Linked DNA regions of Homo sapiens: all the other regions are linked to region 1. Evidence: chromatin contacts called from ENCODE Hi-C or POLR2A ChIA-PET data. All regions are on one chromosome and are shown on one strand. Each heading gives the region's core, a stretch centred on a gene start or an enhancer-like site at or near the end of the contact. The rest is flanking DNA. Distances are from core to core; before and after follow the strand shown.

Region 1 (6,007 bases), core at 1,038-3,537:
CCTCCACCTCCTGGGTTCAAGTGATTCTCCTGCCTCAGCCTCCCAAGTAGCTGGGATTACAGGCGCCTGTCACCACGCCCAACTAACTTTTGTATTTTTAGTAGAGACAGGGTCTCGCCCTGTTGGCCAGGCTGGTCTTGAACTCCTGATCTTGGGTGATCCACCCCCTCGGCCTCCCAAAGTGCTGGGATTACAGGAATGAGCCACCACGCCCGGCTACTTTCTTCTTTAAATCAATTATATGGCCATTATTTATTTCATAAATAGGCATTCAGTGACTTTGAAATATTATGGTCCAGATAGAGACAACAGGGTTGTACAACAGAAATATGTAGGTCAAAATTTTAAATATTCTAGTAGTGACACTAAAAAATATAATAGATTGGCAAAATTTAGTAATCTATAATCTTGATCTACTACATCCAGAATGTTATTTCAACATGTGATTCATATAATAGTGACTAATGAGGTATCTTACACTCTTTTTTTGTAGTAAGTCTTTGAAATCCTGTGTGTATTCTACATTGACGGGACATCTCATTTTGGACTAACCACATTTCAAGTGCTCAGTATTCACATATGGATACTGTGCAGGACAGCACACACTAATTGGTAATGTAAATACAAGTTAGTTAAGATCTGTGAAGTACTTTATGGTTTCCAAAACTCTTTTGGCATTTAAATCTTGCGTCAGCCCCAGCAGGTAGATGTTTATCATTTCCATTTTGTAGAGGAGAGGCTGCAGCAATTACCTGTAAGTCACCCAAGCTCATCCAGCTAGTAAATGGTGAACTCAATTCTTGTCTTAAACCTGGGCACTTTCCCTTTTGCTTGCTTGCCTAAACAAGCAATACAAAGACAAACTTAATATTTATACACATACGTCCCATGGCTCATTGCAGTAGTACAGGACAGAAACAATTATTTCAAAATCCACCTACAATCTAGTCTCCAAAAATCCTGCCCAGTTTAATTGCACCACAATCTACTAACTGTAATTCTAAAAATGTGTATGTTGGATAATCTTCCAGCTCTAAAGTGCTGTGAATTAAAAAAATGCCATAGGCAGGCATAAAAAAATCCTACCCTCTATTATATTCTCCATCTGATATAGAATATATGATATATATTCTATAAATGAATACATGATACAGAGTCTATCATGTAGTGATTTACTTTTTACTTTTGTGAATTACAACGTGGTAGGGTAGGAAATGAGAAAGCTTAAAAAGCCTAATTTTCTCACTAAAGCATAACCAGACACAGCAGCCTATTAGGGGTTTCTCCAGAAGATGGCAGGCAGTCAAGGGGGACAGAGTTCGACCCGCGACAGGCCAACTGATTTCCCCAAAAAGATGCCAAGGGCAGCTAACCGCCCTCCTGGCCCGCGAAGCTGCTCCTTGAGGGCCCAAAACTTCCCGGAGGAGCCAGAGGAGGCCCTCAGGAGCCACAGCTCTCCCTGACTTGGCCTGTATTTGCACCCCTAGGGATCCCATTCCCTTTCCCGACGCAGCGCAAGGAAGGGGAGCGGAATGGGGGCTGAAAGGCAATAAAAAACTTGTAAAGCCGTATCTGCTAGTTCTCCCAGTGGGCTATGTCCCTGCAAATATCCTCCACAAGAAGTAAACTGGGTGGGTAGGAAGAGGTGAAGGCTCCCTCCTCAGGGCTGCCGGGACCGCCTCGAGGGCTTGTCTGTTTAGGTCCCAATTCCTCCCGGATCCGTACATTCACACGAGCGCAGGGCAACAATCTGAGCGAGTGTTCGTGTGTGCCCGTGTGACTCGCCATCGCGTGGCAGATGTTCAGTAGAACATTACAGTAATTTCTGTTACAGGTCCATGGGCGCAGGTCCCTGAGCCCACAGCTTCGCGGGGGTCTGGCCGAGCATGCGTCACAACCTACGCGGCCAAGAGCAGTGCGCACGCGCAACCTAACGCGGGACTGCCAGCAACTTCCGGGCGTTTACAGGCAGGCAGGTCAGTGATGTGTCCTAAGGGTCCGACCGACCTAGATACCCCTCTTTGATTCCTCCTCTTGGGATTAGTGTCCATCTCTGGAAGCAGGATCCAGGAGGACGGGAGGGGCCGCTGCGGACCGCAGTCGCTCCACCTGGAGGAGACACCAGAAGGAAGACAGCCTGAGGGACGCAGCCATCCCCGGCTCCTACCGGCGCCCCGCCCCGCGCATGCGCACGCGCACAGGGAGTCAGCTGGCTGCGCGGGAGGTCACGGGAAGTGGGGCGGTGCCCAGACAGCTGGAGGGAAGGAGGTGTCAGGCGGGGAGAGACGCAAACGGCGGGACCAGCAGCGACGGTAGCAGCAGCATGGCCGCGATCTATGGGGGTGTAGAGGGGTGAGTGCGGCCCGGCGGAGGGAGCCTGGGCCCGAAGGCGGGGCGGAAGGCCGTGGCCAGCCTGGCAAGCTGGTGGCCTTGATCCTCGGCGTCCGGGCACTTTGGGCGGCGGGACCTTGCGGTGAAGAGGTGTGTGCACGCGCAGGGGCGCCCTGGAGCGCACAGCTGTATGCCTTACGGGGACTCTGCCTGTGCAACAGCCACACCCCGGGTTGGGGATCCTTTGTGTTTCTTGGCGGAACCACGCCCCTTTCTTCCACGAAACACCCACTCCGCTGTCTTCAGCTGGAGAAGCAGCTCCTTTTTCCTATTCCTGACCTCGGACAGAGTTTTGCAGAACAGGTGTCAGGTGTGAAATTGCTGAGCGCGGGCAGGGTGGGGAGTGGGAGTGGGGAGAAGCGGGACAAAGATCTTGGCTGAGGTTATCCGGGAGCTGGAGCAGCTGCGAGCCAGAGTACTAGGTTGTCCTGATGTCTGAAAACCGCTCCATCCCTGTTGGCCTTCCATGCTGCTTTCACTAGATTGCATTTTTCTGCTCAGAAGCTTGTTTACTGAACTTTTTGTAATAGCTCTGCCCCTGGGTATGACCATGGACAAGATATTTACCCTCCCTGGGCTACAGTTACCGTATGTGCAAAGTGAGGATAGGGATAAATAAGATCGCTATGTCCCTGCCAGTGGCAACATTCTGTGAATCTGAGTTTGTCAAATCAGGGAATAATGGGGGTCGCTGGCCTCTCAGCCAGGGCACTGTACTTTCGAATCTGTGATTGTTTTCACTTCTCTGGCAGCCACACCCCACTGCTGATTCACAGACCCCAAAGTCTTTTCACATGAATTGTTAGGAATGATCTTTCCCATCCTGTATTTGTAGCACTTAAAAAAAACAGTATAGGAGTCTGCATTCATCCTTGTTATAGTCATCTGTAAGATATGACCCGTTTCTTCCAGTTCGTCAAGACATGCTTTTGGATGTGGAATCTGCCACCTCATGTATTAACTACCCCCTTGAAATTTCATGTCCTCTTTGAGTTTGATGAGCGGTCTTCAGTGTCTTCTTCTGCCATTCCTAAAAGTAATGATCAATAAAGAAACATATATCCCATCACCACAGATCTCCCTGTGAACTACTGTGACCCCCAGTAATCAACATTTGAAGGTTTAGTTGCTTAAGTATGTATGAAGTCACCCTGCCATCTGGTCAGCATTTCTAGCAAAGGTGTCTTGAAGACCTTGGCAGCTGGATCTTGAAATGCAGTCTTTAGCTATTGTGAGGGAAGCAGAGAGATGTGCCATTTTTCTTAGGAGTGTTTGCTGAGCATTGCCTGTGCCAGCTCCTGTGCTCGTTCTGAGAGGGTAAGTAAGTGATCAGGAGCTTGACCCAGTGGAGCTTGAAGTCTAGTGAGAGGCGGACACAAAGCGTCTGAACACACACTTCATACAGAGGAGACTTTAATAACTTTGGAGGCACTATGAAGGTTTAACTAACGGAGACTTAACTAATTCGTTGGGGTGGGCCACACCTCAGAAAAGGTTTCGAGGACTAGGTGAAGCGTAAGTAGAGTCTTGCAGGATAAGGAGGACATCCCCAAGGGAAGAGGAGTGAGAATTATGTTTCAGTTAAAGAGCACTCAAACACTGAACCACAGAGGCGGGTTTGGGAGTGGTGATTGAGTTTGTCGAAGCTGTCTCCTCCATCATACTGGGCTCTGCCAGTGTGGACAGCACAAGCTTAGCTCTCTCTGTGGGTTTTTCCGAGCAAGATCAAGTGCCCTCTTGTGTTCTGTAGGGGAGGCACACGATCCGAGGTCCTTTTAGTCTCAGAGGATGGGAAGATCCTGGCAGAAGCAGATGGACTGAGCACAAACCACTGGGTAAAAACCACACTGAGGGGATCAGAGGGCTTGGTTCTGATTTTATTCTCTGTAATTCCTGTTGAGGTGGTGGCTGGGACTCACAGAGCAGCCTGTGGGGGCAACATAGCTTCTGTAAGCCTTTGTAACTCCTTCTTCCCTTGATTGGGGCCAGCTGATCGGGACAGACAAGTGTGTGGAGAGGATCAATGAGATGGTGAACAGGGCCAAACGGAAAGCAGGGGTGGATCCTCTGGTACCGCTGCGAAGCTTGGTGAGTCTGGGGCGGAGCCTGGGAATTCAGCCATCTGTGACACTGAGACAGCTAGCAAGTTTGGACTAGATGAGTTTGATGACTGCAGAGGGAAAGACCTCCAAGACTTAGTCCCTGGTGTCAAAACTGTCATAATCTCACCCAGTCTCATGGCTTCAGTTGCCACCTACAAACTACAAATGTGTTGGAAGAGCACAGGGCTTTGGAGAGCTGCTGAGACCTTGGTTTGAATCCCAGCTTTGCTGCTCAGTATCTGCGTAACCCTGTGTAGGTTACTCACCTTCTCTAAGCCTCAGTTTCCTCATTTGGAAAATGTGAATAGTAGCTACCTCAGAGTTGTTGGGAAAGTAAAATGGCATGATACATTGCAAAGTGGTTAGTATAGAGCCTGACCCATAAGCACTCATTAAATGTTAGCTATTATTTACTCCTGGTTCAGATCTTTCTCCCAAGTTGCGGTAGCTCCAGCTACTCCCTGGACATATATGTGAGATGTTCTGCAGACACAGGCAAACCTCGTGTATACCAAACCAAGCTTACCTCTCTCCATCTCCCCTCACCTTGCCCCGCTGCCTGATCTTTCTGTTAAGAGCACTACTGCCCTTCCAAGCTCCAAAGCTGGCATTGTTGAATCCCCTCTTTCTTCTGTCCATCCCCAGTCCAGGTTGTTCTTATAACCACAGCCTTCTGAGGGGTCATTGTGTGGGGAGAAAGGAGGACTGGGGCTGGGTGAACAGGGTATGGCCAGATGGGGAGAACAGGAATCAGGCATCAGGAGGGGGCGGGGGTTGAGAAAAGAGCTGGGGCTGGGGCTCTGCACACTCGCTCACCTCCCGCGTGGCCTAGGGCCTATCTCTGAGCGGTGGGGACCAGGAGGACGCGGGGAGGATCCTGATCGAGGAGCTGAGGGACCGATTTCCCTACCTGAGTGAAAGCTACTTAATCACCACCGATGCCGCCGGCTCCATCGCCACAGCTACACCGGATGGTGAGGAAGTGGAGGGAGGGGTGAGAGTGAGAACTGGTTTTTTTGGGAAAGCCCCTTAGATATAGCTGACAAAACTTGTTCTGCAAATATCCAGAAGGCAGCCACTCTTATATTCCCCTCAACTCTTTAAGTAGTTTAAGTCTCTGCCAGAGCAAGGACCAGGCAGCAGGAGGAAGGGCAAGAAAGGTCTCTTGATGGGAATCCAGGAGTGGGGTCAAACATAACTCCCCTGCAGATGAGGGACCACCTGGGGGCGGTGTAGTGAGGAAGGCAGGCTGGGGAAGCTGTCAGTGCTGAGGAGGAAGTGGGGTGGCCTTGTGATAGTGTAAAGAGTTTTGGTGTCATGGGATTGGTGTTTGAATCCCAGTTCCTGTTTTGCCTGCTATACCATGTTGGCGAAGTTCCAAAACTCTGAGTTTCAGTTTTCTCATCTATAAAATAGAGGAAGTTGTATTCATAAGATGGTTTAGGGTATGAGTGAATATCACTGTGAGAACGGGTCTAGCACAATCCCAGTAAAGCAGGTAGAGTCACTGGAAG
Region 2 (6,374 bases), core at 2,165-4,664, 3.1 Mb after region 1:
AGCCAGGCATAGTGGCACATGCCTGTAATCCCAGCTACTTGGTAGGCTGAGGCACGAGAATCACTTGAACCCAGGATGCGGAGGTTGCAGTGAGCCAAGATCATGCCATTGCATTCCAGCCTGGGTGACACAGTGAGACTCTATCTCAAAAAAAAAAAAAAAAAGAAAAAGAAAAGAAGAGAAAAAAAAATTACTGGTCTTTTAAAAAATTTTTGACATTATTTCAGACATACAGAAAGGTTACAGGAAAAGTTCAAAGAATACTTGTATACTCTTCCCCACTTGTTAATATTTTACATTTGCCACTTGTTTTATGGGTTTTTTTTTTATGTATATACATTGTTATGGACTGAATTGTATCCTCTCCAAAATTCAGTGTTGACACTCTGACCTTGGAATGTGACTCTATTTGGAAATAAGGCCTTTAAAACAATGATTAAAATGGTTAAAATGGGGCTGTTAGGGTAGGCTCTAAATTAATCTGATTGGTTTCTTTATAAGAGGAGATTAAGACATTCGGAGAGGCCGGGCATGGTGGCTCATGCTTATAATCCCAGCACTTTGGGAGGCCAAGACAGGTGAATTCCTTGAGCCCAAGAGTTCAAGGCTTACTTGGGCAACATGGCGAAGCCCGGTCTGTACTAAAAATACAAAAAATTAGGCTGATGTGGTGGCGCATGACTACAGTACCAGCTGCTGGGGAGGCTGAGGTGGAAGGATCACCTGAATCCAGGAGGTTGAGGCTGTAGTGAGCTGAAGGCGCACCATTGCACTCCAGCCTGGGCGACGAGAGTGAGACCATGTCTCAAAACAACAACAAAAAAAGTAAAATAATAAAAGATATTCAGAGAGAGACGTCAGGGTTGCATGTGCACACACAGAAAAGGCCATAACACAGCAGGCATGCAGCCCTCTGTAAGCCAAGGACTGCAAGCCTCAGGAGAAACCAATCCTGCCAACACCTTGACCTTCGCTTCTAGCCCCCAGAACTGTTAGAAAATACATTTCTTTCTTTTTTTTTTTTTTTTAGATCGAGTCTCACTGTTGCCCAGGCTAAAGTGCAGTGGTGCGATCTCGGCTCACTGCAACGTCGGCCTCCTGGATTCTAGCAATTCTCCTGCCTCAGTCTCTCAAGTAGCTGGGATTACAGGCATGTGAAACCATGCCTGGCTAATTTTTATATTTTTAGTAGAGACAGGGTTTCACCATGTTGGCCAGGGTGGTCTCAAAATCCTGATCTGAGGTGATCCGCCTGCCTCAGCCTCCCAAAGTGCTGGGATTACAGGCGTGAGCCACTGCACTCAGCCCATTTCTGTTGTTTAAATGACTCAGTCTGTGTTATTTTGTTATGGCAGCCCTAGCCAACTTATACATACAAAGCATTATTTTTTTCTGAACTATTCAAAAGTAAGTTACAGACATGGTCCTTTAGTACTAGAAGCAAGTGCAATATATTCTCTTACATTACTGCATGCGATTAGCTAACACTGATAAAATGCTATTAGCTAGTTGCAGACTTTATTCATATTTTGCCAATTGTCCTATAATGTCATCTATAGCAAAAGAGAGAAAAAAAGAAGCAAGAAAGAGAAAAAAAGAAAGACAAAAAGTTTTGGGTCCAGAATCCAATCCAGAATCAAACAGCATTTAGCTGTCATGCCTAGGCTCCTTTAATGGAGAACAGTTTCTCATTCTTTGTCTTTCATGGCCTTGGAGCTGTCAAGAGTACAAGCAATTTATCTTGTAGAATATCTCTCACTTTGGGCTTGTCTGATATTTCCTTGTGAATAGATTAAGATCTACTAGTGTGTTCCAAAGCTTTACAACTGTTTTTTTTCCTGGACAGTTTTAACATTCTAGGTCTGTGATCTTTCTTCTCAATGTGAAATGAGGAATCTGTAACCGTTTTTAGGAGACTCATTGGTTTAGGAAAATCACCTTATTAAATTTACAGACTTGTTAAGAGCTACGAAGTGATGTGTCTCCTCAATGGATCCTATCAGAAGGCATATATGTGTGTTCCCTTACTGGGTGGTGCTAACTTTGATCACGTGGTTGAAGCAGTAACTGTCATGTTTCTTCACTGTAAATTTACCATTTTCCTTTCCTTCCTGGAGGCTAGAAGTAAAGGTCAAGGTGTTGACAGGATTGGTTTCCCCTGTTCTTTGTTTGTTTGTTTTGTTTTTTGAGACAGAGTCTTTTTGTTGCCCAGGCTGAAGTGCAGTGGCACAGTCTCGGCTCCCTGCAACCTCTGCCTCCCAGATTCAAGCGATTCTCATGCCTCAGTCTCCCCAGTAGCTGGGATTACAGCGTCCGCCACGATGCTCAGATAATTTTTTGTGTTTTTAGTAGAGACGGGGGTTTCAACACATTGGCCAGGCTGGTCTCGAACTCCTGGCCTCAGGTGATCCGTCCGCCTTGGCCTCCCAAAGAGCTGGGGATTACAGAAGTGAGCCACCGCGCCCTGCCCTCCTTAAGTTTCCTTGCGGGAGAGATACTTTGAGACTATGCAAAAAGTTTGCGGGAAAAAATACAGGAAGCCCAGTTGAATCTGAATTCCAGATAAGCCATAAATAAAGTATAAATATGACCTCCCAAAGTGTTTATCTAAAATTCTGATTTGATTGGGCATCTTGTGTTTTTATTTGCTAGATCTGGCAACCCTATATGTAAATATCTTGCTCCTCATCCAACTTTCACCCAGTTGTTTTGACATCTATTGCTGCTTCTGAATCAGGGTTGCACATGCAACCCTGACGTCTGTCTCTGAATATCTTTTATGATTTTACTTTTTTTGTTGTTGTTTTGAGATATGGTCTCACTCTCGTCGCCCAGGCTGGAGTGCAGTGGCGCGCCTTCAGCTCACTGCAGCCTCAACCTCCTGAACTCAGGTGATCCTTCCACCTCAGCCTCCCCAGTAGCTGGTACTGTAGTCACGCGCCACCATGTACTGATTTTGGAAAATGGTGATTTTCTAACTCCATCATTCCTTTTACTTCTGTTCGTTGGCATTCTATCAGCTTGTCTTTTCATCCACCCTTTACAGTGCTTGGCACACAGTAGGCGCTCATATAATTGTTCAACGAATGAATGAATGAACTTTTCTCTTGTGTTGTCCGGCCTTCGGTGACACTAGCGGCGTCAGGCAGGAGTTTGACTTCCTCAGCCTATCATGGCACGTTGCCGAGGCTTCAGCGCCTTACAGGACCTCGCTCCAGGCTCTTCTGGCTCCAATCAAAAGCAGGGCTCTTTCGGACTTCGCTTACGTTTAATAAAGAAAACCGGTTGGCCCCTTCGGCTCCACCTGGCTCAACAGACAGCCAGTGGCATGCGGCAGGGACCAATGGGTGGCGGAGGGAGGCGGGGCCTGCCACGAGGCCGCAGTATAACCGCGTGGCCCGCGCGCGCGCTTCCCTCCCGGCGCAGTCACCGGCGCGGTCTATGGCTGCGACTTCTCTAATGTCTGCTTTGGCTGCCCGGCTGCTGCAGCCCGCGCACAGCTGCTCCCTTCGCCTTCGCCCTTTCCACCTCGCGGCAGTTCGGTAAGAGGGTCACAGAGCTCGGTCAGCGCGGAAAGCTGAGGGGAACGGAGGGCGAGGGGCACGCCGGGCCCCCGAGGGACACCGAGGGAAGTCCTTCCCGAACATCTCCGCCCCGGCGGTGGTGGCCGCTGAGGGGTGTGGCGGGGCGACGTGGCACCGAGCGCCGCCGCAGCTCTCGACTGGGGCGCTTCCTCGGCGCGGAGGGCTGGTACCCGAAGCCCGCCTTTCGGAGGGAGCCGCTCTCCTGCGACTCGGGGCGTCGCCGGGGCCCGTGGCCAGTCGGCGGGCGGGACGGGGGTGGCGTGCGGAACGCGAAGGCATCAGTTTACGCGGAGCCTTCCGACAGCGCCGGCCGCCTCTGGCTGGGATGCTGAGAGTCGTCTGGGGGAGAACAGGCGAGGGTTCCAAAAGAGCAGCCCTCGGCGAGTTGTCCTTGCGGGGACCCTAGCGGCGGAGGGCGCTGCTGCAGCTGATGAAATCGCGGAGCCGACTTGCTCGGGGTCCCCGCGCCGCCCTCCTCCCTCCGCCGGTGGGAGTGGCCCGCGCTGCCTCCGCTCTGCCAGGAACATGAACGGACTCTGGGCACCCTAGCTTTGGCTGCAGCCCACCAGAGCCTGTCAGTGCCGGGCTGCGTACATAGAGGTGGCAAACATCCGGGAGGCTCCCAGGGCCTTAGGGAAAGGGGGAATGGAGAGTGACAAGTACCCATATTTCAGCGGTACTTGCAGAATTTCAGTTTTACAAGATGAAGAGTTCTGAAGATGGATGGTGGTGATGGTTGCACAACATATGAACGTATTTAATACCACTGAACTGCACTTAAAAATGGTTAAGATGGGCCGGGCGTGGTGACACGCGCCGAGGCTGAGGCACGAGAATCGCTTGAGCCCAGGAGTTCGAGGCTGCAGTGAGCCGTGATTGCACCACTGCCCTCCAGTCTGGGCGACAGAGCGAGACCCTGTCTCAAAAAAAAAAAAAAAAAAAAAAGTTGATAAGGTTTATGTTATGTGAATTTTACCACAATAACAAAATTGGGAAAAATATACAGGGGAGGAGGAAAGGAAAAGCTCTGTTTGCATTTTTGGGTTTCCTTGGGAAGGTGATTTGGTCGGTCATTAGAGCGCTGGCATTGTTGGCATTGTTAGAGCCCTGCACCTTACAACATCAGCCCCTTCTTTTTTTCATCTAACGTTCACTGTGTACCAGACACTATGCCAAGCTGTGCGAATTCAAAGATGAGAAAAACTGTTCTTAATGGAGCTCATGTTCCTGACAAGGGGCAGAACACGCGTGTAATTTCCAGTCAGTGCGGAAATGCTGTTAGAAATATTTCAAAGGCGCTGCTTGTTGGAGCAATGAGTTCTTGAAGGAAAACGTGGGAGGGGACTTTCAGGGTTTTCCCTGGTCTGACTCTTGACCTCCCCCATGTTTCGTTACTGTGTGTTTTCTCCCCTTCTCCCTCTTCCTGAGTGCTGGCCTCATGTGACTGTGGACCAGACCTTTCCTAGGCTTCCATGGTCCAAAAGAGATTTATAAAGATGCTCTCATTCATTACCTAAAGAACTGGGCCAGTTTGTCTACACTCTCCAATAACAAATGCTCTTTTCACTACCTTTCTGAAAGAACAAGTAAGCTTCATCCACATCTCTGAAAGCAATCCATATTATCTGTACTGCACATTTGCTATTTACAATTCCCACATATTGCTTTCTTACTGCTGCTTATTTTTTAAAATACTGTTTATTTTTAAATACTGCTTATTTTTAAAAAGTTGTATCCTTTTAAAAATATGAGTCTGCATTCTTTTTTTTTTTTTCTTTGTTGGATGGTATGAGAGTTTCAGGAACATAAACCTATGGTTGGAGAAATAGTAGCCTAGGAGACAGTGGGATTAGGAAGTCAATGGACTTTAGAGGCAGAAGTTTGCCTTTGAATCTTGTTTCTACTATCCTCAGTTTCATCTTCTGTATTACAGTGTTATTATAATAGTCCCAAGGTAACAGAGTAATATATGTTAAAGTGTAAGCAAAACACCTAGTGTTTAATAGATGTTTGTTCCTTTCTCCATTATGTCTTCCTTCACTCATTATTTTTCCCATTAATAATTGATAACAACTCTTCCCTAAATCACTTGATTATGAATTGTAAAATGTCCTGATACTAATTTCTCATGGAAAATTACAGTACTGTAAGCTATTGAATTAAAAGGAAAGTGAAGATGCTACTCACTTGGATTTTAGTTTTGAATTTTATTTTATTTTTTGAGACGGAGTCTTACTTTGTTGCCCAGGCTGGAGTGCAATGGTGCAATCTTGGCTCACTGCAACCTCTGCCTCCTGGGTTCAAGCTGTTCTCCTACCTCAGCCTCCCAAACAGCTGGGACTATAGGCGCACACCACCATGCCCTGCTAATTTTTGTATTTTTAGTAGAGACAGGGTTTCACCATGTTGGCCAGGCTGGTCTCGACCTCCTGACCTCAAATGATCCACCCACCTTGACCTCCCAAAATGCAGGGATTACAGGCATGAGCCACAGTTTTGGATTTTATTTGAACAGTCCTCTTGACTTCTTCCTATTCTGTTGATTACCTATCTTAATGGGATTTTTTTCTTTCCTTTTTTTTTTTCTTTTTTGGCAGGGGAATCTCTCCCTAGGTCAGGTTGGAGTGCAGTGCTGCAATCACGGCTTACTGCAGCCTTGACCTCCTGGGCTCAAGTGATCCTCCCACCTCAGCTTGTGAGTAACTGGGACCACAGGAGCATACCACCATGCCTGGCTAATTTTTTTTTTTTTTAACTTTTAGTAGAGATGGGGTCTCACCATGTTGCCCA
Region 3 (6,967 bases), core at 355-2,854, 3.8 Mb after region 1:
TCTGTAATCCCAGCTATTTGGGACGCTGAAGTGGGAGGACTGCTTGAGCCCAGGAGTTCAAGACCAGCCTGGGCAACATATCGAGTCCCTGCTTTAAAAAAAAAAAAAAGGAAGTTTTGCTGAGAGGCTAGATGGATTATGATTTTTGTTTATTTTTCCTGTTTATCCATATATTATTTTTCAACAATGAGTATTGATTACTTATATAATAATTTTAAGGCTGTACACATTGCAGACAGCACCCCACTGTTTGAAAAACTCCTCCTCAGTAGAACATGGCAGACCTTCATCTTCCTTCCCTGAACCTTTTCCAACCTTAGGCTTGCCATTCTCCACCAGTGCTAATGTCATGTCTCTTGAAATCTGTATTGAAGTCAGTATTTCATTCTTGCCAGTTTCCACTGTGTGTTTAAATTTGGAGTCTGGTGTCTAGCATTAGCTGGGGTTGGAGCTTCCACTCCTCTCAGCATTGGTAAGCCTCCTCACCCACCCCATCCCATGTCCAAGATCACCCAGTTACACACTTACCATCTACCCAGTTCATTCACATCATCAGTCCCAGAGCTGCAGAGATGCTCTTTTTCTACCTCCTACTTCTCTGGCTCTTAGAGAGGCAGCATGGGATAATGGGGCAAGCGAATAGGGCCTTAAAGTAGAGGGACAAGGGTTCTCTTCCCTATCTGCCACTTATTAGCTATGTGACCTCGTGTAAGTCTCTTTTCTTTTTGAGACAGGGTCTCCCTCTGTCACCTAGGCTGGAGTACAGTGGTATGATCATAGCTCACTGCAGCCTCGAACTCCTGGGCTCAAGCTATCCTTCCACCTTAGCCTTCTGAGCAGCAGGGACTACAGGCACATGCCACCATGTCCGGCTGATTTATTTATTTTTATTTGGGAAGATGGGGGTCTCACTATGTCGCCCAGGCTGGTCATGAACTCCTGGTCTCAAGCAACCCTCCAACCTTGGACTCCCAAAGTGCTGGGATTACAGGTGTGAGCCCTGGCCTTGCCTCAATTTCCTCATCTGTAAAACGGGGTTAGTGAAACTCACATCCTATCAGTGGTTTTGAGGATGGGCCGACTCTTGTATTGCCTGCTCTAGTACAATCAGCAGCTAAGGCGGCTCACTTTCCGGCCGTGCTACAATAGGTAAGAACTAGGATGCTTTAGACGTGTGACTGGGCAGTGGGAGCCCCTCACATGATCCCGAGATGCCAGACAGTGTCTCTCCGCACAGGGCGTGTGCTGGTCCAGAGGCCCGTTTTTCCAGTCGCCCCACACCCCGGGTCCGCGATCACGCTCCCCCCACCCATAGCCGAGCCTGACGCGGCGGTGGCTCATGCGCCTTTCCGTCCCAGCCTTTAGCCACGGACCACACGTCCCATCTCAGGCGCCCCGCCCCTCCCCCGCCCCCCGCCCCCGGCGCGCCTCCCCAGGCTGCCGGCTCCGGTGTCTGAGCGGCCGCGCCCGCGAGCCGTGAGCGATGATTGGCTGCGCCACGGCGGCGGGCGGTCCGTGGGCGCACACACCCTCCCCGCGCAGCCAATGGGCGTGCGCACGTCACTGATCCGGAGGCCCGCGGGCCGGCAGCCCCTCAATAAGCCACATTGTTGCATGAAACTCCGGCGCAGGAGTCCCGGGCTGCCGCTGGCAACATCGTGTCACCCAGCTAAGAAAATCCGCGGGCCCGAGCCACGCGCCTGTGAATCGGAGAGGTCCCACTGCCCGAGTGGAGCCGGGCTGAGATTCTTCTCAAGTTGAGCCTCAGTGATCCTGTGGCCGAAGTTAGCGCCTTGACGTGGGACAACCGGACACGTCGCCAGGAGAGAACTGAGGCGCCTTCTAGCAGTTGTGACGCCAAAATCACGTCTCCGGAGACCCGCGCCCTCCGCCAGCCGGGCGCACCCTCGCCGGTAGCCTTCTTTGTGCGCCGTCCGGACTCCCAGCTCCCGGCCCGGCAGCCGAGCCCCAGCACAAAGCAGTCGGACCGCGCCGCCCGCCTCCCCTCTCGCGTCTCCGCCTCGGTTTCCCAACTCTGCGCCGTCGGGCCGCGGCAGGATGATTGCCTCGCATCTGCTTGCCTACTTCTTCACGGAGCTCAACCATGACCAAGTGCAGAAGGTAAGTCAGCGCGGGCGGGGCGGCAGGCTGGGCTCTGGCAAAGTGGTCTGGCCTCCATCAGTCTCTTCCTCGACCCTGCGGGGACCCGCTTCCTCCCTACTCCGGGCCTGGGAGCGGAAAAAGTTTGGGCAGCCGGGACACTCCTGGGCGCCAGGAGCCACGTCCGCTAAGCACAGCCGGCGAGTGCGCGCGGGCGGGGAGCCGAGGTCGCGCTCCGCCGGGCGCCCTCCCTCCCTGAGCTCCGGCACGCGCTCACGCTCTCTCCCCCAGTCCCTTTTTCCCTGTTACTGGAGGGGCGGGTCACCCCGCAGGTAGTCAGGGATTGCTGCGCCCACGTGGGAGGGAGCCCCCTTCTGCAGCGCGAGTTCCGGCGAGAGCACGTGGAGAGAATCGTGGCTGCGGGAGGCTGCTCCGCTGCCGCGTGGGGCCGCCGGGGGCCGTCCGCGCTCGCGGACCGCGTGTAGGAGACGAGCGGTTCCCTTCTCCTTCCCCGCGGCCCTGCGGGGGTGGGCTCGAGGAGAAGCTGACCCGGGAAGGAGTAGGAAAGGGGCAGAGGAACTCCGCCCGCCGCGCCCCCTCCCCGGAACTGTGGCGCCCGGAACTGAGGCTCGGCGAGGGGCGTCCCCCATTAACCCCCGCCCCTCCAAATCAGCCTCGGGACCGCCCAGCCTCGTGTCCTCAGGATCTGCCTCTGAGTAAGGGGAGGACTTTGGTTGTTACTTTCTGGTTTGCCCTAAAAGTTACTCGGAGAGGCCAACGCGCCGCGTTCCTGGATTACTTGAGATTCTTGAGATTTATGTCCTTCCGAAAACGAGCTTTTTTTTCCTTAAGCCTCGACCTGTCTGTTCCCACCTGGCTCCGCAGCTCCCTATGGCTGAGCGCTCACCGCGGCCGGGTCATTTACATAAGAAAGAGCCTCAGGCCAAGCCGGGAAGCTCTCATTCCCCGCCTCGGGGTATGGGGGTGGGGATGGGGCCGGGGCCGGGGACGGGCAGGGCCAGGGGCGCGCTCAGAATTGAGTTTCTGAAATGCCCGGGATTAGGGGATTGGCTCCTGGCCCGGGCCTGGGCTACGATTTGAGGTAGGGGACAAGTTGGGAGGGGATTAGCTGGAGGGAGGTTGTTTTAAGAGCTGTGAGGCAACGGAGCGTTGCTCAGTTACATACTTGGAATTTCAATATCTGATGGGAACACATTTTTGGGAAAATGTCTTGCCATTACCGTTCTGTGCGACAACCTGCTCATATTCCCATTCTGGCGGTCCCGAGGGCATAGGAGGCATATTAATGTAGTGATGGCGCGTGAACCTCCAAGAAAAGCAGAAGTTACCCAGCCTCAAGTCTGGAGGAGCGAGCAGAGGCGGTTGATTTACTTGGGTTTTACTGTTTGTAAATGGCTGTTATTCTCTAATTCCTGGGATGTGGCTCTGCACCTTGATTCAGTTTACTTAAAAACGTGCCTTTGATTTGAGCTGGCAGGATCTTGGTAACTTCTCAACTTCTAAGAACTCTTGGGGAAGGCTATCATCTCTTGGCAAGTCCTAAAATACACAGTGGAGCGTCATTAATCTCAGGGAGTTCTCCTTTGGGTATTACCCCAGGACATTTGAATCCTTGCATAAATTTACTCTTCCTCAATCCAGAGGAGGGCACCAGGGTTGGAACCCCGTTGGAGTTATACCACTCTCAATCTTGGAATGGGGGTCATCTCTCTTCCCCCAGAGTGGAACGGGAATTAACCAGGGTATCTGGAAATGAGTTGTAATCTCTGTCTTGTGGTTTATTAACCATAGCACCCTGAGCCTCTTTGGACAGCCCGTTTCTCTTTGTGAAATGCAATAATAACAGTAGGCTTGTCCACTTTATGGAGTTGCGATTATTAAGCGCTGCAGTGTGCAACTGTCATTCCTGTAGGTTTTCTCTACCCTTGCAGCCACCTGTCAGTTTGAGAAGTGTCCCTGAAGACCCTTGGGTGTATTTCCTCTAAACTACCAATAGGGGCAGAATTGAATCAGGCCTTTAACTCAGTAATTGTCAGAACCTGGGATTTGACTCCCAGCTTAGGTGAGCGAAGCTGTTTGATTCCAGTGGCAGTTACATAGAAAGCAGAGACTCAGAGTATCTTGGAACCATCTTTCTGAGCTGCCATTGGAAAGAAGAATTAAGAGAGAAGAATGAAAATTTAGTATAACTTTAGAGTCTTTTGAAAAGACCTTTTGATTTGGACCCTTCTGAAATCCCCTTGTGATAAGATAATCTTACATATTCTGGGTTGTAGTCTGAGGACGTGGAAGGCTTGGGTTCACCTGCCCAACGAGGTCACTTGTCGTCTCCTGATGGACAAGCCCAGTGTTTTGGGGCATTAGAGATGAGAATCAGGGTTATTTCCTCACTTTTGCCAATTGGAACTCAGGAGCGACTGCAGAGCACCTACTGTGTACCTGGCACTGTTCTAAGCTCTTAGGTATGTCAGCTTATTAACATTCAAATCAGCCCCATGAGGTGAAGACTGATTGTTATTAGCATCCCTGTTTAACTGAGGCCCAGGGGTAACTTGCCCAAGGTCTCCAGCTTTTCTGTACGAGCTGGGAATCGAAGCCATGCATTTGGCTTTAGAGCACCATGCTCTTGAGCACATACTTGCCTGTCTCTGGGGAATGTGAGCGGGCTCCTGGCCCGGGCCTCTGCCCACTCCTGGCTGCTGGTAGCACCCCCACCCATCATGACCACAGATGGAACTAGCTCTTCTGTTGGTTTGATCAGTGGCACCAGTACCCTCTGGCTACTCCAGCTGAGAGTCCTGGATTCATTTTCATCAACTCTCTAACTCTGTCAACTGGTCTCTTGGTTACTTTGGAGGCCTGCTAAGGGTGTCCCTAAAACTCTTTCTGGAGCCAGACTGGATCATTTCAGGAGCTCTCTACAGCTCTTAATTGCCTCCCGCTTCTACCCCCCAGCTTAGCCTCATCTTCCTCTCCATCCTTTCATTCCTCTGTCCTGCCTGTTCACACTAGGTCCTTTTGCCCTTGTCTTTTTTTTTTTTTTTTTTTTTTGAGACACAGTTTCACTCTGTCACCAGGCTGGAGTGCAGTGGCGCTATCTCTGCTTAGTGCAACCTCTGCCTCCCAGGTTCAAGCGATTCTCCTGCCTCAGCCTCCTGAGTAGTTGGGATTACAGGCGTGCGCCACCATGCCCAGCTATTTTTTGTATTTTTAGTAGAGACAGGGTTTCACCATGTTGGCCAGGATGGTCTCGATCTCCTTACCTTGTGATCCACCTGCCTCAGCCTCCCGTAGTGTTGGGATTACAGGCGTGAGCCACCGCACGAGGCCTGCCCTTGCCATTTTTGTGGCCCTGAACTCTGCTTGGCTTCTTTCCACTTAACCCCTTCCAGCTCAAATGCAGTTTACTGTCTTAATTTTCTTTCTGCTTCCTTCTCCCCCTCCTGTGTGCCAACATTAGTGTGTTTGAACCTTGCATGACATTTGTTTCATTCCACCATCTGTTAGAGTTGATGGTTTTCAGTTTGGGTTCCTTCCTCAGGGCAGGGAGAATCTTGGCTGTTAGGTTTGTCGCTGCAGTTCCTGGCCACTGGTGAGGTGCTCAGTGAGTACAAGAGTAAAGGAGGAGACCTTTCTGGAGAAAGAAGCTAAACCAGGGCTGCAGGAAGTGGAGGAGCTGGGCAGGGCCAGCTAGTCTTAGGCTAAAGGGATGGTATATGGGTGGACACTTGGAGGGGTAGTTCGCAGTTATCTCTTCATCCAAAGCATGACCTGAGGCCAAAGCATGACCTGAGGCCGGTCCTGAGGAGGGAGAGAGAAAGGGAGGAGAGTTTCCTGTCCTTCAGCAATCAAGACTGTGTGTCCTGCCTATGGAGAGATGGAAGATTCTTTCTATTTTTTTTTTTTTTTTTTTGAGACGGAGTCTCGCTCTGTCGCCCAGGCTGGAGTGCAGTGGCGCAATCTCAGCTCACTGCAAACTCCACCTCCCGGGTTCACGCCATTCTCCTGCCTCAGCCTCCCGAGTAGCTGGGACTACAGGCGCCTGCCACCATGCCCGGGTATTTTTTTGTATTTTTAGTAGAGACGAGGTTTCACCGTGTTATCCAGGATGGTCTCAATCTCCTGACCTCGTGATCTGCCTGACTCCGCCTCCCAAAGTGGTGGGATTACAGGAGTGAGCCACCGCGCCTGGCTGATTCTTTCTATTGATTGAGATAAGTTAGTATACAAGATGCAGGATTTTGTCATTTAAGAATGGAGAATCAGGGTTAACCATAGAGATAAAATGAAGTATATACTCCTTTCTCTGACCATTGACCAAATTGTTTTAATACGCATAGACTGGTGACATTTGCACTGGAATCCTGTAATAGACATAGCTCATGTAGATTCCTTGTTGTATGAGCAAGGGGTGACCTTCAATGCTGGGCTTGAGAGGAATATCTTGGAAGCGAAAAGATTGAACAGAGACCCCAAGAGTCAAGAAAGCCAAGAATTTTAATGTTTTTTTAAGAACCTACAGTGAGTGCAAGGCCCTCTGAGTGTGATATGGGAGACAGAAACCCAGATACTTTTCAGTTGTCTAGAGAGATATGGCTGCTAGGTCAAAAGAGTGAATTACCATGGGTGGGGCTGGAGTTAGAGCCTCAAGGAACCTTGGCACATTTTGGACACCTACCACGTGCCATTAGTCCGCACGTATGGGATTAGAGTATCAAGAGTAAATTGCTGATTGAAACCTTAATAATATTATTTTTGTCTATGTTAATTTTGATTGGACAAACTGACATTGACAGGTACAATTCACTCCATTTGTTCAATATGTAACATCTTGGTAACCTAACTC
Region 4 (6,814 bases), core at 3,618-6,117, 3.1 Mb after region 1:
TAATCCCAGCACTTTGGGAGGCCGAGGCAGTGGATCACGAGGTCAAGAGATTGAGACTATCCTGCCCAACATGGTGAAACCCCGTCTCCACTAAAAAACAAGTACAAAAATTAGCTGGGCGTGGTGGCACACGCCTGTAGTCCCAGCTACTCGGGAAGCTGAGGCAGGAGAATGGCTTGAACCCAGGAGGCGGAGGTTGCAGTGAGCCAAGCTTGCACCACTGCACTCCAGCTTGGCAACAGAGTGAGACTCCGTCTCAAAAAAAAAAAAAAAAGAAAAGAAAAGAAAAAAGAAAATGGTGGAGCCAAGTGCAGTCGCTCACACCTCTAATCCCAGCCATTTGAGAGACCAAGGCAGGAGGATTTCTTGAGCCCAGGAGTTTGAGACCAGCCAGGACAACATAGTAAGGCGGAATGGGGGGTGGGGAAGATAAAAAGAAAATGGCGCAGGGAGGTTTAGTTCAAAAATCCAGTATTCTATATCAAAATATTTGAGACGCCTTGAAAGCAAACCACAGTAAAAGAAACACTAACATCTTTAAGTTTATAATAGGGAAAATAAATGAGACAGGCACAACTCGTTATTGAGGAAAAAATGTTTTTATTCCTATCTCACACCATCCATAAAGTCTTCCTGCACAAAACTCAGAAACCTCAAAGAAAAAGTGGACAGATTTCAAATAGTATCAATTAAAACTTTCATAACAGAGCAAAAAGACAAGTAACCAAATAAAAGTACTTGTAACATATATTACAAAGGATGAACTGGATAATAGAGGGCTTCTGTAACTCGTTAAGAATATAAGGAATCCTTTAGAAAAATAGGCTAAGGAGATGAATAGGCAATTCAGAAGTATGACAATCAATGAGCATGAGAAAAACTGTTCAATTAAAGTAAGATTTATTTTTTCCCTAATCTGAATGTCAAAAGTTTAAATGATTACATTAAATGTGGACTAGGGTAGGGGCCCCCAACCCCAAGGACACAGACTGGAGCCCACAGAAGGAGATGAGCAGTGAGCAAGCAGCAAAGCTTCATCTGTATTTACAGCTGCTCCCCATTGCTGGCATTACCACCTGAGCTCCACCTCTTGTCATATCAGCAGAGGCATTAGGTTCTCACAGGAGCGTGAACACTACTGTGAACTGTGCATGCAAGGGATCTAAATTGCATGTGCCTTATGAGAATCTAAAGCCTGATGATCTGTCACTCTCTCCCATTACCCCCAGATGGGATTGTCTAGTTGCTCAGAGCTCCCACTGATTATACATTATGATGAGTGGTAGAATTATTTCATTATATATTCCAATGTCATAATAGAAATAAAGTGCACAATCAATGTAATGCATTTGAATCATCCAGAAACCATCTCCCCAACCAGATCTGTGGAAAAATTGTCTTCCACAAAACTGGTCCCTGGTGCCAAAAAGGTTAGGGACCACTGGACTAGGGTACAGAGAAACTAGTATTTTAATACACTACTGGTGAAAGTATAAAGTGTAACATTTTGGGAGGGCAATATGGTAGTATCTATTAATACTGAAAAGCTCCTCAAGCCATCCATTCTACTTCTAAATATCTCCTCTAGATATGGATAAGAATTTTTTTCCAAGATTGTTTTTAATAGGGAGAAACCTAGAAGCAATCCTCAAGTTTATCAGTAGAGGATTGAATTAAAGTATGGTACATCCATATCATGGAATATTGTATAGAAGTTAAGAAAACCAGACAGAGTACACGTATTCACAGGGAAAGATCTAATACATGGTTAAACATAATACACAACCAAACGTACAGCAGGAGCCCATTTTGTAAATACATAGAAAATATCAAAAACTAAACTCATCAAAACTGGTGATTACTTCTAGGAAGAGGAATGGAATAGAACTATGGACTTTTACTTTACCTGAGTAATTTGGAATTTAAATAAGACTGATTAAGAAGTAAAAAAGAGCCGGGTGCAGTGGCTCACACCTGTAATCCCAGCACTCTGGGAGGGCAAGGCGGGTGGATCACTTGAGGTCAGGAGTTTGAGACCACCCTGACCAACATAGTGAAACCCCGCCTCTACTACACACACACACACACACACACACACACACACACACACACAAACTAGCCGGGCGTGGTGGCAAGTGCCTGTAATCCCAGCTACTTGGGAGGCTGAGGCAGGAGAATTGCTTGAACCCGGGATGCAGAGGTTGCAGTGAGCTGAGATCGCACCACTGCACTCCAGCCTAGGCAACAGAGTGAGACCCTGTCTCAAAAAAAAAAAAAAAAAAAAAAAGGAGGTAAAAAAGAATGATGAAAACACTAAAAATCATATCTGAAAAGTTTTTAACATGATAAAAAAAACTATATTGAACAAGGAAGAAAATATTTGCAAATCATAGATGTGATAAAGACTTGTATCTAGAATGTATAAAGAAGTCCTACAACTCAAAAAGACAGCCCAATTTAAAAACAGGCAAGGCCGGGCGCAGTGGCTCACGCGTGTAATCCCTGCACTTTGGGAGGCCGAGGTGGGCGGATCACTAGGTCAGGATATTGAGACCATCTTGGCTAACACGGTGAAACCCCGTCTCTACTAAAAACACAAAATATTAGCCAGGCATGGTGGCAGGCGCCTGTAGTCCCAGCTACTTGGGAGACTGAGGCAGGAGAATGGCGTGAACCCGGGAGGCGGAGCTTACAGTGAGCCGAGATTGAGCCACTGCACTCCAGCCTGGGCGACAGAGCAAGACTCTGTCTCAAAAAAAAAAAAAAAGAAAATTAACAAGTGCTATGAGAGGTGTGGGGAAATTGGACCCCTCATAGAGTACTTATGGGAATGTAAAATGGTGCAGCACTTTGAAGTTTGGCAGTTCCTCAAAAGGTTAAACATAGTTACCACTTAAGCCAGCAATTCTGCTCCTAAGTATATACCCAAGAGATATGAACACATACATCCACGCAAAAACCTGTCACATATGTTCACAGCAGCATTATTCATAATGGCCAAAAAGCGGGAACAACTCAAGTGTCCATCAAGAAGGCCAAGTTTTAAAAAAAGAAAGTCTCGGCCGAGTGCGGGAGTGGATCATCTGAGGTCAGGAGTTCGAGACCAGCCTGGCCAACATGATGAAACCCAGTCTCCACTAAAAATACAAAAATGAGCCAGGTGTGGTGGCCGGCGCCTGTAATCCCAGCTACTCGGGAGTGTGAGGCAGGAGAGTCGCTTGAACCCGGGAGGCAGAGGTTGCAGTGAGCCGAGACCGTGCCATCCCCGGAGGCAGAGGTTGCAGTGAGCCGAGACCGTGCCATTGCACTCTAGCCTGGAGGACAGAGCGAAACTCCGTCTCAAAAAATAAAAAAAAAGAAAAAGTCTCGTATTAAGGTCCACAAAGCAACTGTGCATTCACTAATTAAATATCAACTCGTAAGAAAAAAGTGGAGGAGGGAGGAATACTTCTATTAATATGGAAGTTAAATCTAAATCATACAGGCTTTTTGACAAGGTAATCGTATTTTAGAGACCATTCATTTACGAGAATAACCCAAAGGAAGGAAAATGAGACGCAGATAAACATATTCTGAGTAGTGCTATTTTATAATAGTAAATACTGGAAGGAATCCCAGTTTCTCACAATAAAGTGGGTAAACTCTGGTTATAAAAAATAAAAAAAAAACTATATAGTGTTTTTATATTGTATTTAATAAAAATGTCAAGCATGTGGATTACATCCATAACTAAAATTGGATAATTATTCAATCACAAAACACACATTTAAGCAATATACAAGGTAGAGAGAGACACCTGAGAATAAAAAATACTGTGCCAGAGCAATGCTTCTCAAACCTTAATGTGCATAAGAATCATCAGGGAATTTACAAGCTTTTTCATTTTAGCCTTGTTTGGTTGGGCTCAGGCATTATCTCTAAAATGAGATTCTAAGGTATGCCTATCAAGTTAATTGCTGTAGTGCACTAAAATGGCAATACTGTGTTTCTGCAATGGGACTATGAATTTGTTTTAACTTTCCAAATTATTTATAATACTGCAATGTACTATATAATAATGCTGTATGGTATATTACATAATGATTAAAAACACAGGATTCTACCGAGGACAAGAGAAGTTGGTTAAAATCAAAGCCAGTAAGTGGGCAGAATCAGAACTGGACAGAACGATCCGACTCCAAGGCCAGCATCTTAACTTCAAGCTTCTCAAACTGCGGCAACGCACATTCTCCTGGGGCGGCATTTAACACCGACAATAATGAAACTGGACCTATAACCGAGCAACGAGTTAAGTCGGCAAGGACGGTTTCTAGAAGCTCGAGACAAGAGAAACTGGGGGCTCGCGGCTCCGCCCCCAGATCGTCTCCCCGCCCTCGGGGGCGCTCGGGCGGAAAAGTTTGGAGGCGCGACGGCCCCGGGGCCTTTCTACTCCCCAGCCTTCACGCTCCGTTTCCTTTACTTCGACCTTCATCTCTGTCGGCCTCTCCCAACATCTCGGCCTCCCCCGCGGACCCGAACAGAGGCAAAACAAACGCCAGCTACCCCGCCCCCGCCTCGGCCCCCAGGCCGAGCCCTCGCCTCAGGTCCGGGGAGGCCTCCCCCACAACCTCGGCCCGCAGGCCCGGCGCCCGCGGCCCGACCCCACTCACAAGAGGAAGCTCATCTTCGGTCCTCAGAGGGGAGGCGAGGGGCCCCTGGCCCCCGCCTGGATCAGGATTCGGAGCTGGCTAGAGGGAGCGGACCGTCCTTAGCTCACGGGCAGCGGAAGCCGGGCCGCCGCCGCTCGGAGCCGGGTTTCTGGCCGCTGCGAGCCTTTGCAAACCTCGGCGCCCGCCTTGCCCGCCTACCCCACCTCGCAGACCCGAAATGCGGAACCAACAAAATCTCGCGAGCTAAGGTTTCGCTGCGCCGGGAGGGACTTGTCGCGCCCCCTTTCGCTCCGCCTCGTCCTAGAACTCGGCCAATCATCGCTCTCCAAGCCAGGACCTCCCTCCCCCGGAGGCGTGGCGAGGATGGCGGTCCTGCGGAAGGGGCAGTGGCTGGTCCTGCTCTTAGAGTATCTTGGTGCTGCTGGGTTTCGATCCCGCTCCCTAGGTTATGCAGGGACCTCTATAAGCGCTGCGTACTCCTGCAATTTTTAAAATTGTTAATTTAATTTTTACTTGAAATATATTCACATAGCATAAAATCTGTCCTTTAAACATGTACCCTCTAGTGGTCTTTTTCGGTTTTTTCTTTCTTTTTTTTTTTTTTTTCTGAGGTGTCTCGCTCTGTCGCCCAGACTGGAGTTCACAGTTCACTGCAGCCTGGACTTCCTGGGCTTAAGTGATCCTCTCGCCTCAGCCTCCCGAGTAGCTGAGACCACAGGTGCCTGCCACCACGCCCGGCTAATTTTCTCAAAGTTTTTGCAGAGACGAGCGTCTCACTGTGTTGCCCAAGCTGGTCTTGGACTCCTGAGCTCAAGGGATCCTCCTGGTTTGACCTCCCAAAATGCTGGGATCACAGGTGTGAGCCACTGCCTCCGGCTTTGTTTATGTTTTCAAAGTGTGCCAACCATCAGCACTAATTTTTTTTTTTTTTTTGACAGAGTCTCACTTTGTAACCCAGGCTGGAATGCAGTGGTGCAATCTCGGCCCGTTGCAACCTCTGCCTTCCAGATTCAAGTGATTCTCATGCCTCAGCCTCCCGAGTAGCTGGGATCACAGTCGTGCGCCACCACACCCGTCTAATTTTTGTATTTTTTTTTTTTTTTTTTTTTAGTAAAGACGGGGTTTCGCCATGTTGGCCAGGCTGGTCTCGGTCTTGAACTCCTGACCTCAAGTGGTCCACCCGCCTCGGCCTCCCAAAGCTGGGATTACAGGCGTGAGCCACCGCGCCCAGCCTAACCATAATTTTAGGCCATTTTCATCACCCCGAAAAGAAACCCCATACCTATTAGCAGTTACTCTTTATTACCCACCTCCCTCCTCCCAACCCCTGGCAACCACTACTCTACTTTCTATTTCCATGGATTTACCTAATCTGGACATTTCATATACACTGTGAATGGAAGCATACATTATGTGGTCTTTTGTGACTGACTTCTTTCACTTAGCATAATGTTTTAAAACGCACCCATATTGTAGCATGTATCAAAGCTTCATTACTGGCCAGGCACAGTTGTGGCTTACGCCTGTAATCCCAGCACTTTGGGAGTCTGAGGCTGGCGGATCACTTGAGCTCAGGAGTTCGAGACCAGCCTGGGCAACATGGTGAAACCCCGCCTCTACAAAAACACAAAAATTAGCCAGGCGTAATGGTGTGTGCCAGTGGTCACAGCTATTCGGGAGGCTGAGGCGGGAGGATTCCTTGAGTCCAGGAGATGGAGGCTGCAGTGAGCCAAGATGGCGCCACTTCACTCCAGCCTGGGTGACAGAGCCAGATCCTGTCTCTAAAACAAAAAAAAAAAAAAGAAAAAAGAAAAAAACTTTATTTCTTTCTATGGATGAGTAATATTCCATTATGTGAATATACCACATTCTGTTTACCCATTCATCTGTTGAGGAACATTTGGGTTGTTTCCACTTTTTGTCTATTATTAATAATGCTGTCGTGAACATTCATGTACAGGCTTTTGTGTGGTATTAATGCCAAGTGACAGCCAAGCAACGCCTTCATTCCACCATGGTGGAATGAAGAAAACAAAAGGAAAATAGTGGGAGACTTCAGTCATAGCTCAGCAAATGGTGGTGCAGGGTGCTCAATGTAAAGGAGTTTGCCCTGTACCTGACTGCACAATGTTCATGTTTCCAGTAATTTTATTTCATTCATATAT

The links. A loop is a pair of places that touch in the nucleus more often than their neighbours do. ChIA-PET counts read pairs that join two places held with the same protein, here RNA polymerase II (POLR2A). Pooled maps may share reads with other maps.
Region 2: a loop to region 1 is called in a pooled map, with 7 times the contacts of the local background. The contact joins the promoter of MTHFD2 here to the promoter of NAGK in region 1. A Hi-C loop is called at or near these places in 1 of 37 single-sample maps with no recorded cell type and 5 of 50 pooled maps. POLR2A ChIA-PET finds 5 or more read pairs at or near these places in 2 of 52 experiments (OCI-LY7 and activated naive CD4-positive, alpha-beta T cell).
Region 3: a map of naive thymus-derived CD4-positive, alpha-beta T cell shows a loop between it and region 1 (7-fold over the local background). The contact joins the promoter of HK2 here to the promoter of NAGK in region 1. A Hi-C loop is called at or near these places in 1 of 168 maps with a recorded cell type or tissue (naive thymus-derived CD4-positive, alpha-beta T cell), 1 of 37 single-sample maps with no recorded cell type and 9 of 50 pooled maps.
Region 4: a map of OCI-LY7 shows a loop between it and region 1 (11-fold over the local background). The contact joins the promoter of MOB1A here to the promoter of NAGK in region 1. A Hi-C loop is called at or near these places in 1 of 168 maps with a recorded cell type or tissue (OCI-LY7), 1 of 37 single-sample maps with no recorded cell type and 6 of 50 pooled maps.

Annotation. Positions count from the first base shown.
Region 1 is chr2:71,066,361-71,072,367 of GRCh38, forward strand. It overlaps NAGK (N-acetylglucosamine kinase), which reads left to right and starts at 2,288. Exons shown (of 10, transcript NM_017567.6): 1 at 2,288-2,352; 2 at 4,142-4,226; 3 at 4,381-4,479; 4 at 5,326-5,467. The coding sequence starts at 2,324. RefSeq lists a silencer at 2,514-2,573.
Region 2 is chr2:74,195,201-74,201,574 of GRCh38, forward strand. It overlaps MTHFD2 (methylenetetrahydrofolate dehydrogenase (NADP+ dependent) 2, methenyltetrahydrofolate cyclohydrolase), which reads left to right and starts at 3,415. Exons shown (of 8, transcript NM_006636.4): 1 at 3,415-3,542. The coding sequence starts at 3,442. RefSeq lists an enhancer at 3,077-3,635 and silencers at 3,344-3,483, 3,674-3,953, 4,084-4,173.
Region 3 is chr2:74,832,523-74,839,489 of GRCh38, forward strand. It overlaps HK2 (hexokinase 2), which reads left to right and starts at 1,605. Exons shown (of 18, transcript NM_000189.5): 1 at 1,605-2,121. The coding sequence starts at 2,059. HK2-DT (HK2 divergent transcript) reads right to left here and starts at 1,465. Exons shown (of 1, transcript NR_185897.1): 1 at 133-1,465. RefSeq lists silencers at 1,097-1,166, 1,347-1,576, 2,497-2,746, 4,685-4,842 and enhancers at 2,323-3,199, 2,977-3,046, 4,359-4,874.
Region 4 is chr2:74,174,012-74,180,825 of GRCh38, forward strand. It overlaps MOB1A (MOB kinase activator 1A), which reads right to left and starts at 4,868. Exons shown (of 6, transcript NM_018221.5): 1 at 4,650-4,868. The coding sequence starts at 4,663. RefSeq lists silencers at 2,528-2,720, 4,440-4,629 and an enhancer at 3,893-4,576.